Linked DNA regions of Homo sapiens: region 2 is linked to region 1. A link is a contact called in ENCODE Hi-C or POLR2A ChIA-PET data. All regions are on one chromosome and are shown on one strand. The core of a region is the stretch at or near the end of the contact, and the rest is flanking DNA. Distances in the headings are between cores, read along the strand shown. Region 1 holds the start of LINC01703 (long intergenic non-protein coding RNA 1703). Region 2 has its middle 25 kb from the start of ACBD3-AS1.

The links. A loop is a pair of places that touch in the nucleus more often than their neighbours do. ChIA-PET counts read pairs that join two places held with the same protein, here RNA polymerase II (POLR2A). Pooled maps may share reads with other maps.
Region 2: a loop to region 1 is called in a map of CD8-positive, alpha-beta T cell, with 8 times the contacts of the local background. The contact joins the enhancer-like site here to the promoter of LINC01703 in region 1. A Hi-C loop is called at or near these places in 45 of 168 maps with a recorded cell type or tissue (A673, B cell, CD14-positive monocyte and 36 more), 32 of 37 single-sample maps with no recorded cell type and 42 of 50 pooled maps. POLR2A ChIA-PET finds 5 or more read pairs at or near these places in 36 of 52 experiments (A549, AG04449, AG04450 and 28 more).

The regions. Positions count from the first base shown.
Region 1 is chr1:226,081,503-226,085,854 of GRCh38, forward strand. It overlaps LINC01703 (long intergenic non-protein coding RNA 1703), which reads left to right and starts at 2,073. Exons shown (of 4, transcript NR_146920.1): 1 at 2,073-2,466. RefSeq lists an enhancer at 1,052-1,919 and silencers at 1,734-1,783, 1,894-2,473.
Region 2 is chr1:226,120,891-226,125,242 of GRCh38, forward strand. No RefSeq gene overlaps it. Among named protein-coding and RNA genes, the nearest start is that of ACBD3-AS1, 25 kb to the right of the region's middle. RefSeq lists silencers at 494-553, 564-803, 984-1,373, 1,384-1,763 and enhancers at 1,854-2,083, 4,318-4,352. Within about 2 kb of position 1,846, at least 36 of the 41 ENCODE cell types and tissues checked have a DNase peak (open chromatin) inside an H3K27ac peak, as active enhancers do; they include A673, B cell, CD4-positive, alpha-beta T cell and 20 more, where a contact is called at or near this core.

The sequences.
Region 1 (4,352 bases), core at 823-3,322:
GAGCCCAGGAGTTTCAGTCCTCCCTGGGCAACATACTCTAAAACAAAACCCAAACAAAAAATTTTAAAAAGAAATACCACATAACCATCAAAAAGACTGAGGCAGGGCTGAGCATGGTGGCTCATGCCTGTAATCCCAGCACTGTGGAGGGCGAAGCAGGCGGATTGCTTGAGCCCAGGAGTTCCAGAACAACTTGGGGCAGCATAGCAGAACCCATCTCTACAAAAAATACAAAAATTAGCCAGGTGTGCTGCTGCGCGCCTGTAGTCCCAGCTGTTCAAGAGGCTGAGGTGAGAGGATCGCCTGAACCCGGGGAGGTTGAGGCTGCAGTGAGCTGTGACCGCGTCACTGCACTCCAGCCTGGGTGACAGAGTGACACCCTGTCTCAAAAAAAAAAAAAAAAAAAAAAGGGCCGGGCGCAGTGGCTCACACTGTAATCTCAGCACTTTGGAGGCCGAGGGGGGCGGATCACAAGGTCAAGAGATTGAGACCATCCTGGCTAACACGGTGAAACCCCGTGTCTACTAAAAATACAAAAAATTAGCTGGGCGTGGTGGCGGGCGCCTGTAGTCTCAGCTACTCGGGAGGCTGAGGTAGGAGAATCGCTTGAACCCGGGAGGCGGAAATTGCGGTGAGCCGAGATCGCGCCATTGCACTCTAGCTTGGGCAACAAGAGCGAAACTCAGTCTCAAAAAAAAAAAAAAAAAAAAGGCCGATCCAATTTGTTAAATGTGTGTATGTATGTATTTTTAGTTTTTGAGACGGAGTTGCTCTGTTGTCCAGGCTGGAGTGCAGTGGCACAATCTTGGCTCACTGCAACTTCTGCCTCCCGGGTTCAAGTGATTCTCGTGCCTCAGCCTCCCGAGTGGCTGGGACCACAGGTGCGTGTCACCACGCCTGGCTAATTTTTGTATGTTTAGTAGAGACAGGGTTTCGCCATGTTGGCCAGGCTGGTCCCAAACGCCTGATCTCAGGTGATCCGCCCGCCTCATCCTCCCAAAGTGCTGGGATTACAGGCGTGAGCCACCACGCCCGGCCAGTTTCAAACATTTGCAAGGTCTATATGTTGTATATGAATTAGTAAAAGAAACATTACACATCAAACCTGTGATTTCGTATAACACCTCTAAATTTGAGTCAATTAAAACATCGTAATAATAAGAGTTCAGTTTTACAATTAGTGCTGGCAAGGCAAAAATAACGAAAGTGGTAGGAGGTCCGGGGATTATGTGAGAGAACGCATGACAAATGTTTAGCACAGAGCCGGGCACACACAGTGAGGGCTCAATTCACGGTGGATTTTATTTGGTCATCATCATCACATTTGGAGCTGAAATAGAACAGTTCTGATTCCAAGTGAAGGGGAGGTAGAGTGGAGGGGGTGGGGAGGGCTAGCTTGGATTTCTGCTAAGATGTCACAGCCTCGGATACCCTCAAGGCATGCCATGCCCGGGCTTAGCTGGGTGAGGGGCCTGTGAAGCTTGTTGGTGTGTAAGAGACCTCGGTGGCATCACTGTCAGCGCAGCCGAAGCCACCACGCTAGCTCCAGACTGGTCAGCAGATGGCCGCGCACCAGGCCCTTCCTGCGGCCCGGGCGACTCGTCTCTTAGTGGAGGAAGTAGCCGGCCCCGGACACACTCCTGAGGAGCGCTGCCCGCAGTCTCGGGAAACGGGGCGTGGGGCCAGCTGCTCCTTCCAACTCCTCCTCGGGGGCAGCATGAGGGAGGGTCGCTGTCAGGGCCTCGAGGACTAAGGGTTCAGGGTGCCCGCCGCTCGTCCCCTCCCCCCTCCCCCCCAGGTCGTGGAGGCCGGTCCCCAGCATCTCTCCAGCGTCCCCACTGTCGTGGCTCCGGGGCGGGCTTCTCCCTTTTCAGGCATTTCTGAAATCGCCGCCTCACCCGGGCTCTCTTCCTCCGGCTCGCCCTCCCCAGCCCCAGGTGCCAGAGAGAACTTTCCCCAAAACGCGAAACTGATCCTTTCAGACGCCTCGCGTTCGCCCAACAGCACCTCTAGCCTCGGTCGTTGTCACGTGACGCGGCCCCAAGGCCCAGGCCACGCCCCCGGAGCTCGCCACGCCCACCGGGTCCGCCCCCACGCGGCCGCCTGCACAGGGGGTTCCAGCCACCCGCGCTCTCCCAGGTTTGCCGACCTTACGGGCCCTTCTCCGCCAGCCCTGGCTGGGTCACCCCCACGACCCGGGACTCCCCCGCCGTTCCCTCCCGGGCTGCCTGCAGTGAGGTCCGCTCCTGAGGCCTCAGCCTCGCCGGGGGTAGGGCCCTCTCCCGCCGTCGCCGCAGCTCCTTTCCGTCCCGGGGCCTGGGGGGCACCGTCCCACGGGTGAGGGCCGCCTCCAGCGCCTGGCCCAGCCATGCGAACGCCTGGAGCCCGCGAGCTGCAGCTGCGGCCCTGAAGGTGCCGCATATCCTGCCGAGTGGGTGAAGCGTGGCACTTTGGAAAACAAATCGGGTTAGTGCTCAGCAGCCTCCGGGCCGATGGGTGGGGATGTCATACTATGAACTGAGAGCCCGCGAGCTGGAAAAAACAGTGCCAGTCCTGCCCGCGCGTCGCGGGACTCAGTAATTCCCGGCTCCGCAGCGCTCGAGCCTGTTCTCCGCAGCTTCATACCCTCTGCCCCGCGAAAGTGACCTCAGGGGCCGGGCGTGTTGGCTCACGCCTGTAATCCAGCACTTTGGGAGGTCAAGGCGGGCGGCTCAGTTGAGGCCAGGAGTTCGAGACCAGCCTGGCCAACAGGGCGAAAACCCATCTCTACTAAAAATACAAAAATTAGCCAGACGTGGTGGCGCACACCTGTAACCCCCAGCTACTCAGGAGGCTGAGGCAGGAAAATCACTTGAACCCGGGAGGCGGAGGTTGCAGTGAGCCGAGATCACACCACTGCACTCCAGCGTGGGTGACAGAGCGAGACTCCGTCTCAAAAAAGAAAGAAAGAAAAAGAAAAGAAAAAAGTGAGGCCGGGCACAGTGGCTCACGCCTATAATCCCAGCAATTTGGGAGGCCTAGGCAGGTGGATCACGAGGTCAGAAGTTCAAGACGAGCCTGGCCAAGATGGTGAAACCCCGTCTCTACTAAAAATTCAAAAATTAGCCGGGCATGGCTGGGCGCAGTGGTTCACACCTGTAATCCTAGCACTTCAGGAGGCCAAGGCAGGTGGATCACTTGAGGTCAGGAGTTCGAGACCAGCCTGGCCAACATGGTGAAAACCCATCTCACTAAAAATACAAAAATTAGCCGGGCTTGGTGGCAGGCGCCTATAATCCCAGCTACTTGGGAGGCTGAGGGAAGAGAATCACTTGAACCGTGGAGGCAGAGGTTGCAGTGAGCCGAGATCTCACCACTGCACTCCAGCCTGGGCGACAAAGCGAGACCCTGTCTCAAACAAAACAAAATAATAAAATAAAATAAAAATTAGCCAGGTGTGGTGGTGTGTGTCTGTAGTCCTAGCTACTTGGGTGGCTGAGCTGGGAGGATCACCTGCTCAAGAGTTTGAGGCTACAGTGAGCTGAGATCACACCACTGCACTCCAACCTGGGTGACAGAGCGAGATCCTGCCTTAAAAACAAACAAGGGCTGGGCACAGTGGCTCACCCCTGTGATCCCAGCACTTTTGGAGGCCAAGGTGGGCGGATCACCTGAGGTCAGGAGTTCAAGACCAGCCTGGCCACCATGGTGAAAACCCGTCTCTACTAAAAATACAAAAATTAGCCAGGCGTGGTGGCAGGTGCCTGTAATCTTAGCTACTTGGCAGGCTGAGGCAGGAGAATTGCTTGAACTGGGGAGGCAGAGGTTGCAGTGAGCCGAGATCGCACCATTGCACCCCAGTCTGGGCAAAAAGAGTGAAACTCTATCTCAGAAAAAAAAAGAAAAGAAAAGAAAGAAAAAAGAAAAAGAAGGCTAGGCGCGGTGGCTCACGCCTGTAATCCCAGCACTTTGGGAGGCCGAGGCGGGCGGATCACGAGGTCAGGAGATCAAGACCATCCTGGCAAACAAGGTGAAACCCCGTCTCTACTAAAAATACAAAAAATTAGCCGGGCGTGGTGGCGGGCACCTGTAGTCCCAGCTACTCCGGAGGCTGAGGCAGGAGAATGGCCTGAACGCGGGAGGCGGAGCTTGCAGTGAGCCGAGATTGCGCCACTGCACTCCAGCCTGGGCAACAGAGCAAAACTCCGTCTCAAAAAAAAAAAAGAAAAGAAAAGAAAAAGAAAAACAACAAAAAAATCAGTTTGTTCCATGGGCAGTAGGCCATTGCTGCTCATCTTTTGATCAGAAGCAGTACTGAGTGGAGTATTAGGATGGTGAGGAAGGCATTCTGTTAATCCATGCATGGTGGTGCT
Region 2 (4,352 bases), core at 596-3,095, 39 kb after region 1:
CCATCCTTGGCCCTGGAACCATTTTTACCACGGAAGTACTTATTTTACAGTAAGACTCATTTCCAAATCCGCTGGCCTGTTACAAATATTCATTCACAGGTGATTTGCCTACAATTTACTCAATGAGAAAAATCCCGTTGCAAATAATTTCGTAAGTGGAGGAATCCCTTTTCAAGCAGATTATCAGCTTCTGCTTGTTGGGATGGATCTCCTTTTACCGAGCACGCTTAAAGGAAGGGCTGTACATCATTTTCCAGGCTCGTATTGAGCAGTGACAAGATCACAGCTTTGGTGGGTGGTGCACTTGGAAATGAGGGGCCCTGCCTCCCACCTTCCTTTAAAATACAGTCGTAAGGCAGTTAGTAGGACGTCGTCAGTGCCCTTGCTAAGAGAGTTCCCACGCGGGGCCTCAGGGGCGGCGGGGCCGCCTTCCCCCACGGCCAGCCTAGGGAGCTTGGGAATCGCGACCCAATGCACAGACGGGCAGTGCTCGCTCTCTCTTCACAGGCGGGAAACCGAGGCACAACGACGGCTAGCACCTGCCCCGAGGTCACACGGCGACCCAACTCGGTTCTCTGGCCGGCGGCCTTGTTGGTTCCGGTCTGGGAAAGGGACCCCGCAATCGTCCCTCCGGCCGCCAGCAGCGCCAGGCCCCCCCCCGCAGGGGCCGGGGGTGGCGGGCCCGCCGCTGACCTCCCCCGCCCGGCCTGGGTCCCGCGCTCCGCGGGGTGACAGCAGCCGGGCGCCCTCTGGTGGCCGCCGCGCGCAGCAGGCGGGAGCGCGGAGCGTCGGGGCCTGCAACCGGGCGGGGATGACGGGGGCCGGGGACCCTGCACTTTGGGACGACCTGGCCTGGTGGCCGCGCTTCCTTCGCTACAAAAAGGAAGCACATCTTGGAAACACCGAACTTCTGTGACACCAGTAGTTACACCTGGCCTCTGAATCGGGCGAGCAGCGCCCTCGCGCCCCCAGCGCTGAGCAGGGGCGGGCGGGGAGCGGAAACGGTGGCTGTGGTTGTTGCCGCGCGGCTGGGCGCCTGGGGAGCCCGCGGAGGGGCGCGGCCGCCAGACCCCGCCCGGCCCGGAGGTGAGGAGACCTCAGCCCCGGACGCCGAGGCCCCGCCCCGCCGGCGATGCACCCCCCGCCCACCTCCGCGCCCCTTTGTTCCGCGACCGCAGTCCCGCCGAGAGCCGCACTGAAGAGCCCCAGCCTGGCCGTCCCGCGGTTTCCCGCCGCCTCACCAGTCTCGGGCGGGAGGGGCCCCGGCGCTGGCGTGGCCGCGGCTCCCACAACGCAGCCAGGACTGCACTCGGGGCTGCTGGGGCCCGCGTGCGTCCCGGGCGGCTCCACGCGTCGGGGTCGCCCCCGCGCCTCCCACCCCCGGCCTCTCGGGGCCGCCGGCTCGCGCGCCTTCCAGGCGAAGGCCAGAGGCCGCAGTGAGGGGCACCGAGTGGCGGGCTCCTCCGCACCACCCCCGGGCTTTATAATAAAAGTCGCCGTTGTTTAAGAGCCAGGTCGGAGGCGCCGCTTTCTGGGCGGTGAAAGCCGAAGCGAGAGCGGGCAATTCGCTGCGGCGGCGGCCGCTTCCTGGGCGTCGGTCCAGTGCCCCGGCCCGGCCTGGGAGACCCGCACCAACCCCGGGAGGGAGGACGGGGCGCGGGCGCAGCCTAGGGGCCGAAGCACTGCACGCACGGCCGGCGCGGGGGCAGAGGGGAGACAGGGAAGCCTGAGCTCCGCGCTGCTGAAGGCTCCGGGGATGGGTGGGCGGCGGTGAGGTAGTCTTGCCCGGGCCCTGCCCGCGTGGGCGCTTTCTGAGTCTCTGTCGCGTGACGGAGGCGGGACCTAGGCTGTGTCTCCTGCGGGGCGAAAGCACGGAAGAGATCCGAGGGCATTTCTTGAGCCTGGCAGGAGGCCAGGGGTTTTACAGGGCAGGAAGGAACCTGGAGGAACCGAGGAGCCACGTTGTTGGTTGGAAAGAAGGGTGGCCAGGTGGGGAGGAGTCTGGCAAAGGGTCCCAGACAGCAGGAAGGGCACCTGTGAAGCCGCCCTGCCGAGTGTGTGGTAGAGGCGGGGTGAAATGAGCACTGCTCATAAAAGTGACTGTTGTGATTTTTTATGAGATGGAGTCTCGCTCTGTCGCCCAGGCTGGAGTGCAGGGGAGCAACCTCGGCTCACTGCAACCTCCGCCTCCCGGGTTCACGCCATTCTCCTGCCTCGGCCTCCCCAGTAGCTAAGATTACAAGGCGCCCGCCACCACGCCCGGCTAATTTTTTTGTAGTTTTAGTAGAGACGGGGTTTTGCCATGTTGGCCAGGCTGGTCTCAAACTCCTGAGCTCAAGTGATCCGCCCCTCTCGGCCTCCCAAAGTGCTGGGATTACATGCGTGAGCCCCCAGCCTAAAAGTGACTGTTTACTACAATAAGTACAAATAATAGGTGACCAGCACTTGTCTGCTGAGGCCCTGGGGCTGGGTGTGTTTAGGGGACCCCTCTCCTCTCCAGGCCCTCCCCAAGCCTGCCCACTGATGGGGAAGCTGCAGGGCTATCCCTCCAAGGGGAGGCCCTGCCAGGCCAGGGAAGGTCCAAGTGGGTGCTCACCAAGCTTCCTAGGTTCCCAGTTTTCTTGAAACCATCTTCCCAGCACAGTCATCTCCCGTGGTTGCCTTTAGCAAGTCACATCCCCTGACTCTTTAACATCTCGGTCCTGGCAGTTTCTTGGTATGGCACCATCTCCCTATGTGGACCACAGGTTATCTATCACACTGACCCGCTGTCCCTCACACACAGTCACTCACCTGTGACACTTGGAAAGGACTAGCTCCACAGGCCTGGCCAGGGCCCAAAGGGAGGTGGCCAGCAATCGAAATCAACCCTGATGACTAAGTAGAAAAGGAGTCCTTGGGAGTATTGTGGGGAGCTCAGGGAGCTGACCAGGAGTCTGGATGGCCACAGCCACAGCCGGGGACAGTCTTGGGAGGTGACTGTGGTCACCACCACTACTGGGCTGCAGCATCGCTGAATGCAGCCCCTGCCACAACTCCACAGGCATTGGCTGTAATGATGGGCGGGGGTGCTGGGCACCACAGCGGGGAGGGAGGGCTCCTGTCCCTGCATCTTTGCCTGGGTTAGCCAGATGCCCAGGAAGGGAGAAGGAATGCTGCCCCCTTTAGCCTTTGAGGTGGGAGGAGGGGCCCTGGCTCCCATGACAGCTCACAAAATGGGGATTGCCCCTTACTAGGAGCGGTGTGCGGATGCTGATCAGCCCACCGAATGCTCACCACTGAGGGGCTGCAGCGGCCAGGTGTGAGGGGAAGAGACTGCAGAGAGGTGACAAGGCCGTCAAAGGAGAGGAGCCACCACTGGGGAGCCTGGTGGCTCAGGAAGGCAGCTGGTGTGGGTGTGGGAGAGTCGGATCAGAAGGCCAGCACTGCTCATCATGGAGCACCTGGGAGAGCAGCAGCGACTCAGCTCCTGGCACCAGGTGAGGCAGGAAAATAGGGTCTGGAGGCAGGGAACATAAGGCTCATTCACACTTCAGCTATAACCGGAAATATCCTCTCCATAGGGCATATCAGGTAAATGACTTTGTAACTTTACTTCATCCTCTCTGTTTATATAGGGCATACCCGAAGTAACCAATGAATCCTCTAGGGGGTATTTAAACTCCCCCAAATTCTGTAACAGGGCCTTTTGAATCCTACACTCAGGCCCATTCCCACACAGTGGAGTGTACTTTCATTTTCAATAAAATCTTCATTCCTTCCTTGCTTTGTTTGTGTGTCTCTTCCAATTCTTTGTTCAAGATGCCAAGAACCTGGACACTCTCCACCTTTAACACAGGGGTTGTTTAATTTACCTTTTGCCTTAGAAATATAAAAAGATACACAGTAAAGGTGTGTAAAAGGAAAGGCCTCTTTCACCCTTACCCCACCCCCATCCCTCCCTAAAGGTCCCTGTGATTAGCTTGGTGTGTGTCCAGCCCTCCCTCTGCATTTCACACGGATATGCGAACAGTGGATCAGGCTTGGGTTTGTTTCTTCCAATAAACGGCATCATGCGGTATGTATTGTTCTTTAATGTGCTTTTGGAGACGTTTCCAATCCAGCAAACCCTTTTATCCATTTCATAATATTCCGTAGAATGCATGCTCCCCATCTTGAGGGAAGTTTGGGTTGTTTCATTCTGCTTTGTTAGGACGAATGCCTGCTTTTGTGCACACAGTTGAGTATGGGGCTGGGATTTGAGGGGAAGAGGCTCTGTTTGAGTCCCTGTTGATGTGAGGTGAAGGTGTGTTGGTCCGGCACTAAGCAGGCAGTGGACAATACATGCTGAGCTGGGTTGGGAGTGGACTCTT